Regions from separate parts of the Mus musculus genome. Here regions 1 and 2 are each linked to region 3. Evidence: chromatin contacts called from ENCODE Hi-C or POLR2A ChIA-PET data. All regions are on one chromosome and are shown on one strand. The core of a region is the stretch at or near the end of the contact, and the rest is flanking DNA. Distances in the headings are between cores, read along the strand shown.

What was found. A loop is a pair of places that touch in the nucleus more often than their neighbours do. ChIA-PET counts read pairs that join two places held with the same protein, here RNA polymerase II (POLR2A).
Region 1: a map of left cerebral cortex shows a loop between it and region 3 (1.9-fold over the local background). The contact joins the enhancer-like site here to the promoter of Atg10 in region 3. A Hi-C loop is called at or near these places in 1 of 37 maps with a recorded cell type or tissue (left cerebral cortex). POLR2A ChIA-PET finds 5 or more read pairs at or near these places in 2 of 5 experiments (Patski and embryonic stem cell).
Region 2: a loop to region 3 is called in a map of left cerebral cortex, with 9 times the contacts of the local background. The contact joins the promoter of Ssbp2 here to the promoter of Atg10 in region 3. A Hi-C loop is called at or near these places in 16 of 37 maps with a recorded cell type or tissue (Patski, T-helper 1 cell, gastrocnemius and 4 more). POLR2A ChIA-PET finds 5 or more read pairs at or near these places in 2 of 5 experiments (Patski and embryonic stem cell).

What each region holds. Positions count from the first base shown.
Region 1 is chr13:91,092,385-91,095,835 of GRCm38, reverse strand. All of the region lies in intron 3 of Atg10 (autophagy related 10), which reads left to right. Among named protein-coding and RNA genes, the nearest start is that of Atg10, 130 kb to the left of the region's middle. Within about 2 kb of position 1,448, at least 1 of the 3 ENCODE cell types and tissues checked has a DNase peak (open chromatin) inside an H3K27ac peak, as active enhancers do; it is left cerebral cortex, where a contact is called at or near this core.
Region 2 is chr13:91,459,615-91,462,755 of GRCm38, reverse strand. It overlaps Ssbp2 (single-stranded DNA binding protein 2), which reads right to left and starts at 1,659. Exons shown (of 17, transcript NM_024272.4): 1 at 1,508-1,659. The coding sequence starts at 1,569.
Region 3 is chr13:91,222,279-91,225,411 of GRCm38, reverse strand. Atg10 (autophagy related 10) reads left to right here and starts at 1,425. Exons shown (of 8, transcript NM_025770.3): 1 at 1,425-1,473.

The sequences.
Region 1 (3,451 bases), core at 199-2,698, 130 kb after region 3:
TTTGAGGAAGACATCTGAATATAACACTGTATCCAGTTAAAGATATATTTGTTTCCGAATGTCTGGTGTTTATTGGTCTTGTAGGTGTTTTGAAACAAGCATGGTACTGCAGATTTGTCTTGCGTTGATTTATGTTGCATCAGTCTGGAAAGAACTAGCTGCTATAACAAATACCCAATAAAGTCAGTGTTTGACACCACCATGCATTTGCATGTGATGACATCATCAGAGGTGGAGCCTCAATGGATTTTCCACAGAATTTCACTGGTAGTTTGCTCTATAATAATTACTGACTACTTGGACAACTGAATTACCATAAGGAATGAGCAAGGTGTAGCTGTTTTTTAATACTATATTTCCATTTTATAACAAACCACATCTTAAGTTTTTATGCTCATTCATCGTTTATATGATGGTAAATTAAAATAAATCATGTTTTGAATAATTTTCTTGCACACTTCAAGATGTCTTTTTGGATATTGTCTAAGCCTGCTAACTTGTAGCTCCAGAACCTTGTTGCCTCATTAATAAAGCACCGAATAACTTAAAGTGAAATGACTCATTGTATAGCAAAGAATCGCTGTTAGATCTTCTGAGCTGTACGTTTTTTCTATAGTCATGTATGTAACTGTAGATTTCGGTGAGGATGCCCTCTGAACACTAGAGGACATATTTGTGAGCTGAAAGTCCACATTTAAATCTCAGGATTGGACAGTCTTGCTCAAAAGATACAAGCTCAGCAGTTTCAAGGCTGGATGACAGCGAGTCTGGAAATTAATAACCTTCTGTACTCTACTCTGACCTGCGTCTGCCATCTACTCTGTGCCTGGCTGCTGTGGTCCCATGGCACCTCACCTGAGGGAGAAGCACCCACTCATTAGCCAGTCTCTCTGCTCTGGGCATCTACAGAGGTAAATGTCAAGAATTTTAGTATAGGAATGACAGCAGCACCCATTATACCCTATACCCTTGTTCTTGTTCACTCAAAAGCGCTTAAAGAAAACCAGTTTTCCCCATACGCAGAAGGGTTAAAAGGGCTGCTGTACTCTTGCACATCCCCTCGCCACACAAGCAAAGAGTGGGGTAAACAGTTACGGAAACGGAGCCAAATGTACACGTTGTTTTTCCTATCTGGCTTTTTCTGACTAGCCTGGTGCTTTTAATATTGCTGCACTTCATCTTCATGGATAGTGTGCACAAAGCCTTAATTTCCAGCACAGAAGGATAATGGCTCAGTGATCATTGGCTTTCTCTAAAACACAACCGAACATAAGCCAGGAGGCTGAGAAAGGGAGCTGTTCTTTAAAATGGCCTTGAAATGGTGTATGCAGTCAGGTGGCTGTGACGCTTGTTCACCACAGTGTGGGGTCTTTTTCCACGGCACACCTCAGGGACTTAAAGTGTACCTCACCCGGTTGGCCGGGGAATTGTAGGCAGCTGTATACTCACTCACACAGTGTTGGAGACAGCCGCAGCAGCACCGTGTCAGTAACAGAGGATGTTCCCTCCTGCCCACTTCTTAGCTACAGAAACCCACTGGCCTGTGGTGTTTTGTTGTTTCAGCTACAAGGGTGAGATCTCCTTTAGCCTGCTAGGCAAGGGAGGTTTTAGAATAGAGGTAAAAACTTATCAAACAGCTGTTTGTTTTAAAATAGGACATTGATCTTTAACAGTGGTGTCTGTACTGATCTTAGGTTAATCTTATTATGTTATCTTTTAAAAAGTCATCATAACTAACATCATAGTTTGTGTGTGTGTGTGTGTGTGTGTGTGTGTGTACAGAATAGCTGCAGGTGTGAACAATCACTCCCTGGCCCCTAGCTTGTTTTATTTAATTTTTTTTTCTGTGATCAAGCAGAGAACCATTTTAAACAACTGAAATGGAGGACATAAGGAAGTAACAAAGAACAGTCTGAGAGTTAGTGCTGTGCTAAGTGGGGGACCCTTCTCCAACTTCGTGTGATGGCATGCTGTATAGAAAAGGCTCTTTCAGCAAGTGTTTAGGAAAATATGTTCCAAAAGATCTGCATAACATTAGTGTAACCAAGTGTTCCTCTCTGTGGCTTCCTGTTTTGGAATTAAATGCCTTCAGGGTACTCAGAATAACTCTGTTTAGAAACACAAGAAGAGTTTAACCCCTTATGTTCCTGATCAGACTTTTAAAACATAAACATGAATTAGAAAGCAAAAGGACCTTATTCTGTTCTATAGCTCAAAAAATTCACTCTAAAATAAGAAGAGTTTTTACATAAAGTTGGTGGTTTAGTTAAAAAGCAAAAACATAAACAAAAATTATCATTAGAACAGTGAGGTCAGTTTTCTTTCTTTATAAACAGTTTTTAAAGACAATCCTTTTCCTATAAGTGGGTAATTTCCGCATGAGTTCACGGTGAGTTCCTAGCCTGGCTGTTCCCAGAAAGTGCAGGGTACAAGGAAGCTCAACCTGGGTGTCTTTCTTTGTGCTGTTTGAGTTCCCTGTTCTTGAATTGCTGCTGCAAGCCAGCAGAGGGAGCACCCAACAGTATTAGAGCTTAATAAAGCATCACATTTTCCTCCTTCCCCGTCATTAAAAACGATGTCTACAACCAATCATCCATTGATTATATATTTTCACTGTGTCGATTCAAGTGTAAATATGTTGCTTTTTAAAAGGGAGACGTAAAGGGACCTTATTTATGCAGTTCGCTTCTGTAAACCTTCATTAAATATGGAACTTTAAGACTGATAATAAATATAATGCAGAGGAAAAGGTGGGCACTGCACAACCTCTGTACGCCAAAATATTTTTAATTTAGTTACAGAGAAAGAAAGGCAAAGGTCCTTTGCAAGAAAGAATGGTAAAAGTAAAATACAGTCCAATTCAAACATCAGCACCATTACAGAGAAGGTACATTCTAAGTGAATGTTGAAAGGAAGGTTTCTCAAACTGGAGATTCTAGTTGGGACGCAACAGCATAAATGGAGGGTGTCTTTAGAGGCAAACAGCTGTAGGTTTAGAGGCCACAGAACTTGTGTGGTAGAGGAGGCGCCCTGGGGCTTCAGATGGTCAGAAAGGGAAGGTAAAGATGAGAATGACTGGAAACTGTGATAGGAGTTGCTTTTATTCTGGGAGGACTTTCTCCCCCTCAGCAGCCATCAGGTACCAGTAGCTCCTCGGGTATGCATGGAACTTTTCTTTCTCCCTTCCATGCTGGGATTTTATCAAATAATGCCTTTGGGGGAATGAAAGGGTAGTATAGAACTGAGAGAATGAAAATTGTTCATTTCCATCACTGGGTAGGATCAGACGTGATGACATCTTGGTTAATAATAATAATAATAATAAGCCTTTTGTGTATTTCTATCCCTAGGTAAGGTGGGCTGTGATAACTTCTTTGATATTAATAATGCATTTTGTTTGTGTTTACATTTATAATATTTATGTATATAGTGAGACACTTATGTACAAGGT
Region 2 (3,141 bases), core at 410-2,909, 240 kb before region 3:
GGGGTGAAGGAATCAAAAACATCTCTCCATTAATGTTGTTGTTGTTGTTGTTGTTGTTGTGTTTTGTTTTCCTACATCAGGGCCTGCCACCTCTAAACCCTATGGGAATTGTGTGTGTATTGCTGCCAACACAAAGATTAGAACATGTTCCCCTCCCTGGGGCACAACAAACTTTCAAGGGTATGACTAACTGCCTAAGCAAGGGGGGTAAACTCCGTAGCCTACACATTTGGATTTTTTTATTTACCAAGCTGTTTTTGTATGCAAGAGACCCAGAGTACCTCTGAGAAGGACTTGCTCTCCCCCAGCCTGAGTCCCCTCAGCAAGACAGTATGTTCAATGACAAGGATAAGCTTGACGCCCCCCCCCCGCCCCCAGCAGACCCAGTACAGGGAATCAGTCTGAACATCTGCACATAGGAAAAAGGGGGGGGGGGAGGGTTCTTCCTCGGTGTCAGAGTCACTATTCGCTCTCATTTTAGTAACAACCAAATCGCCGTTACAAGTACACAAGAATAGCAGCCAACTAGCCTGCTCCGCAGCGTGCCGCGACCGTGGCACCTCGGCTCCCCAACGTCCTCCGGGTTCCCACCGAAGTTACCACCTGTATCCCCCACGACCCAGCGGAGCGGCTTGTGCCCAGCATCTCTGCCGCAGCCCCCACGCCGACCCGCGTCGGGTCCACACCGCGGGCAGCCCTCCTCGCGGCGCCGCCACGGCCCACGGGACCTGCCCTCCGCGCCCGCGGCCACCAACCCCCGGGGACACCGCAAGTCTCAAAAAGTTCTGGGGCCGCCGCCGAGCCGGTGTGCGGCGGGAGGCAGGAGCGCCAAGCTCTCGCGACCGACCCCGCGCGGGCCAGCACACACTCTCCCTCCGGGAACTCGGCGCTCCCACTCCCAAACTTCCCCCGCCGCCCCGGACCCGCCCGCCAGCCAGCTCGGCCTGCGCCGGGAGAACCCGCGGACCCGCGTCTCTGCGCCCGCCCGCCCGCCCGGCCCACGCCCGCACTTGCCCTCCGCGCCCCGCGGGGCCCCGCTTCCGCCCGCCCGGCCCGCCGTCCTCTCCCCTCTCCACGCTCGCGGGCCCCCGCCGCGGCCCCGCCGGACCCCGGCCGCCCCGCAGCCCGCGCCCCCCAGGCCCGCCGCGCGCCGCGGCCCGGCCGTCCTGGACCACAGCTCCAAAGTTACTTTGCGAGGAGGTGAAGCCGCGGGTGGTTCCCCTCAACCACCCAAACAAGTTTCCATCCCCGCCGCCGCCGTCCCCCCGCCACGCGCGTCCCTCCCGCCGCCCGCTGCCCGCGGCCACCCACCCGGGGGGCTCCCCCGTGGAGGCAGGCGGCCGCTCCCCGGAGCCGCGCGCCCCCGCCCCGCGCCTCCCCCTGCAGCCCACCCCCGGCTCCCCCGCGGCGGGGCGGCCGTGTGGCTGCGGTTCCCGGAGAGTGCGAGTGCGTGCGCGAGTGTGCGCGCGTGCGAAGGCGGAGGTGGCTGCGGCGCGGAGACACTCACTTCTCCCGGGCCTGGCTGTCGGACGGGACGGCGCTGCTGTTACTCTTGCCTTTGCCGTACATGCTTGTGCCGAGAGCAGCTCCCACTGTCACGCACCTGTCAACCCATCACAGCCTCCCCGGGAACAGCCCCGTCCCCATGGCGACCCACGCAGCCACCCCCACCATTGGCCGCCCCACGCCAGAGCTCCGCCCTCCTCGCCCTGGCAACGCGCGAGACTGACAGGCCTCCCCTCCCTCCGGCCTGCCGGAGCGCGCGGCGGCGGCTCGGCCTAAGCGGCAGTCTCCTCCCTCCCTCCCTCCCTCTCCCGCTCCCTCCCTCCCTCCCTCCTTCCCTCTCCGCCGCGCTCCCCCTCCCGCTCTCCTTCCCCCCTCCCCCTCCGAACCCGGGCGCTAGGGGGGAATTAGAAACTGCTCTAGAAGGATTTTAAACAACTGGCTGTTCCCTCCGCCGCCGCCCCGCCCCCCGCGCCGCCCGCGCCCGGCTCCTCACTGGAGAGAAGGCGCGGGGAGGAGGGGAAAGTGCGGCCTGGAGTGCCTGGCAGCGACTGCGGAACGGGAGTCGCGGCGGCCCCAGACTTCGGGGCGCCCGGCGAGTCCACAGGCGGACCCGCGGACCCGGCGCCGGGGTCCCGCCAACCTCCTCTCCCGCTCCTCTCCGGCCAGGCACCCCGGGTCCGTACCCGCGGTTGATCTCATCCCTCCTGTCTGGGGTGTCGCCCCAATCCCGTTCCCGGAGGGCCAGCAGGCCGGGGACGCCCGCTCTGAACCCTCGACCTTCTGGCTCAAGGACTGAGCGAACCTCTGTCTCTCCCTGGGAGGCACCGTGCCTCCCATTGGGGCGCCCGCTGAGGTGCTGTCGCCGGCTCTGAAGTCAAGCCCTGAATCCCAAAGGACCACCCTCCCTGGCGTCTGCCTCCTGTCTAAGAGGGGACTACACCCCCTCCCCTTCCCAAAGAGGTCAAGAGACCGACTCGTGGGACCGCAGTGGCCCAAGGCCTGGGTCCCTACCTCCCCAGTACTCTGCACAGACCTGCAGCAGACCAGGGGCCCAGGCATTCTCTACTCGGCCTGCTTTTATAGTTTGGATGGGCAATGTCATTTCAATTTGACCCTTGGACTGGAAAGATTCAGAGAAGGCCCTGAAAGACATCCCTGTATTTGCCCAGCAGAATAGGCCGCAGAGCCCAAGATGTGCAAAGCTGTGCCCAAGCTGAAAACTCCCGGAGAATATTTTTGGATCCAAGTCCCTAATCTCATTTCAGTGAATGCGCAAAAGTTTCTCAAGACACACGCAACCTGGTTTCTGATAGACTCCATCCTTTATTTTGTTAAAGATCCTTGGCTGTAAAATCAGACAGAGTAGAAATCCGGTTGAGAGAAGAGATGAGCTTCAAATGGGAGGTGACAGGGGAAGAGAGGTGCCATTGGGGTAGGACATGGAGACCTCAGAAAAGCATGAATAGAGGAGTAACGGTTATGCTAAGGAAAGGAAATAACATTCAAATGAGGAAGCATACCTTTCTATTGCACACAGCTTTAAGCATTTAGCAGTAGGATCATAAAAATGCATATGGAGATGCAGAGATAGATGGAAAGGAAAGAAATGGAGTTTGTGGGTTCTGATAGCAAGTG
Region 3 (3,133 bases), core at 176-2,675:
ATTTTGAGTACAATAGTATGGTAAATTAATGATTCTTATTTTTACATGGGCAGGTTTTTTTTTTTTTTGGTAATTTTTACTTTATTTTTAGAAAATAATAAAGCAGACTTGGCTGCTCTAGAATTTCCTCTATAGCCCAGATTGGCCTTGAATTCCTCTTGCCACCACCCCCTATTACTTCACTGAGTGCTGGGGTTATAAGCATGAGCTGCCATACCCTACAAATAACTTCTTATCCTTCAAAACAAACTAACACGTCAAATAGAAGCAGGTTAAGATGTTCCAAGCTTTAATCCTAACACTTAGATGTAGAAGTATTTACAGTTCCAGGCTAGCCTAGGCTACAGATTCCTTCTAATTAAAAAATAAATTAAATTAGGTGCTACCAATTAATTAATAGTTGCTCAAAAAAGTTAAAGTTCATTTTTACAAAACTGTTTTAAAACTATTTTGTGTGTGGCAAAATGTCACTTTTTTTGGTTTTTGTTTTGACAAACAAAATAGTGGTTTAATCATCAATAAAACCAACAATCAGAAACTACCATCCTTCTACCATCCTTCTAACTTCTAAGCCCCTTTTAAAGTTAGCCCCTTCCCCATCTTTTGCCAGTGGTCACTACAGATCTATGTTCTGTCCAATTATAAAACAAACTCAGAACACATACACACACACACTGTTAACCTTTTATTTCGAAACAATATGGACTTACAGGAAATTGCAAAACCATTACCTAGAGTCCCAGGAATTTATTAGCTACTTAACATGGTAATCTTACACTACTTGCTCAAGACCAAAATTTCCCTTTTCACATTTGAAGACAGCAGTTTCATTTTGCCTGTTTCTTTTCTAAGAAATACTGTACTGTTTAAAGGACCAGACATGCTTTTCCTGAGATATTCTATCGGTCCCCATAACCCCTAAGACTCCTACATCTTCTGGTATTTTCCTTGGCCCTACCATTGCCTCTTGGTTTCATTTTACTGATTGGTATTTTCTGATTTTTGTGCTGCAAATGATACAGTTACTAGCATTCGAATTCCTAACTTCTCGCCCCAGCCTTAAATGGGTGGCAGTGACCACCTCATTTAGCTGGTACTGCTCTCTAGGCTCTTGGGGATGCTCGCGGCCCTCATCCTGGCTCGCACTCTACTTGTCACGAGTCCCCTGTTTATAGCCAGGCGTCTAGAATGACTGCGTGTGGGGAAGGGAGTGCAGATACCCTGGCTCGGGGTTGCCCCTGCCTGGCCGAGAGCACCAAGCGGGTTAGGCTCCGGGAAAGTGAAGGCTGCTGGCGCCCGGGTTGCAGGAAGGTCTCGCCCGGACGTCACCGTGCAGCCCCACTGCGCATGCTCACCGCAGCGCGGGCAGAGCTCCTCCGCTGCCGTGTCGCTCCTGCGGTCCCGGCCCCGCCCCGTCCCTCCCCGCTCCGCCCCGTGCGCGCCGCCGGCTCCAGGTCAGGGCGAGCGAGCGGGGTGAGTACACCTAACCTCGGCGACCTAACCACGGCGGTACCTCCGCCGCTGCCTGCAGCCCTCGCCCGCCTCCTGGGACCTGAGAAGGGTGGAGGATCGGCCAGCCAGTAACAGGCCTGGGAGGTGGGCGCGGGCCGCCCAGGCGACCTTTCCACCTTGTGCTAGGAATGTGCTCACGTGACCTTGAAACAAAGGAAGTTAAGTGACTGGCAGGCTTTTCAGATTTGCAGCCAACACAACCTCCTCCCCCCATAATCTATAAAACCGGGAAGGTGGGGGAGGGGGGCGGAGATAAAGGACTAGTTAACTGATTTATAGAAGCCATACTTGCATCTATAGTGATAATTATGAAAATCTTGGTAGTAAAGCCCAGGGTTTCAGAATCAAAATGGAGCCCCATTTTCTGCAGTTACATGTTTTCGGCAAGATGTAAATTGTTTCCAACTGTAAGGAAAAAACAAAACAAAACAAAACAAACCAACCAGAACAGTCTTGGGTTTGTTTTTGAGAGAGATTTGTACTATGTAGCCCACGCTGGCCTGGAACTCTAAACAACCCTGCCTCTGTCACACAAGTGTTGGGATTCCTAGTGGGCACTCTCATGCCTGTTTTACCTATCTTGAGCCTCTTGCCTCAGCCTCTCCTCAGAGAAGCTGAGTTTATAGACCCCCATCTCAGGTTACAGGGGCCATCAGCTTCCCTCCAGTGCTTGTGTTCATGTTTTAAGTTCTCTTTGACAATTGGCTTCCTCTTTCTAAGTGCAATAGTTCTTTTCCAAAGGCTTACTTTGGGTCATTATAATGTGACAGTGGCCCCCACTGTGGTGATGAAAGTGAACATTTATGATGGTTAGGGTTGGAGAACACAGACCCTGTGCAGGACTCAAGTCTATTTTAGGATTCCAGGTACCATTGCTCCTCATTGCTTCCAAAGTGTCCGATATTGACAGGAAAAAATGACACAGAATGAAAAACTTAGCAGAAAAAAAAAAATTCAGAGCAACAAGGGAGTTAAAAGTCTCACAGAGCAGTTTTAAAGACGTCATGCCTGAGCTTGATGGCCTATCCCTCTCACCCAAGTGTGGGGCAATGGGCTATACACACCCCAGCCTGGCATAGCTAGAGGCAGAGCTACCTCCATTTTGAGGCTAGCCTGCACTATGCATGGCTAGATCCTGTCTCAATGAGCAAAAAAAAAAAAAAAAAAAACCCAGAAAGTTGTTATTTATATTTTAATGGAAGAAACTAGAGTAAATAGTTCTAAGCTGGATTCATTTGAATATGGAATATTTCAAGATTAGGGTGTAGATCTTACTATACAAAGTGGGGATATCTAAGACAGTGCTTTAAAAATTATATCTTTCCCTGTCTAGATTTTCTAGATTAGGCTAGCCTTGAGCTTCCTGGACAGCTAGGGCTGACCTTAAGCTGATCCTGTCTCCACTTCCCAAGTTCTGTGTGTATTAAACACAATGCCCAGTTTATGTGATGCTGGGAATTGAACTCAGGCCTTTGTGCAGGCTAGGCAACCATGCTGCCAACTGTACCACACTACCCCCACAGTTTTATATTTTAGACAGGGTCTTACTGAGTCCAGTCTAGTCTAGAACTCACCATCATGTTGCCTCTAGAGCATAAACATCTACTACCATGCCCAGAAC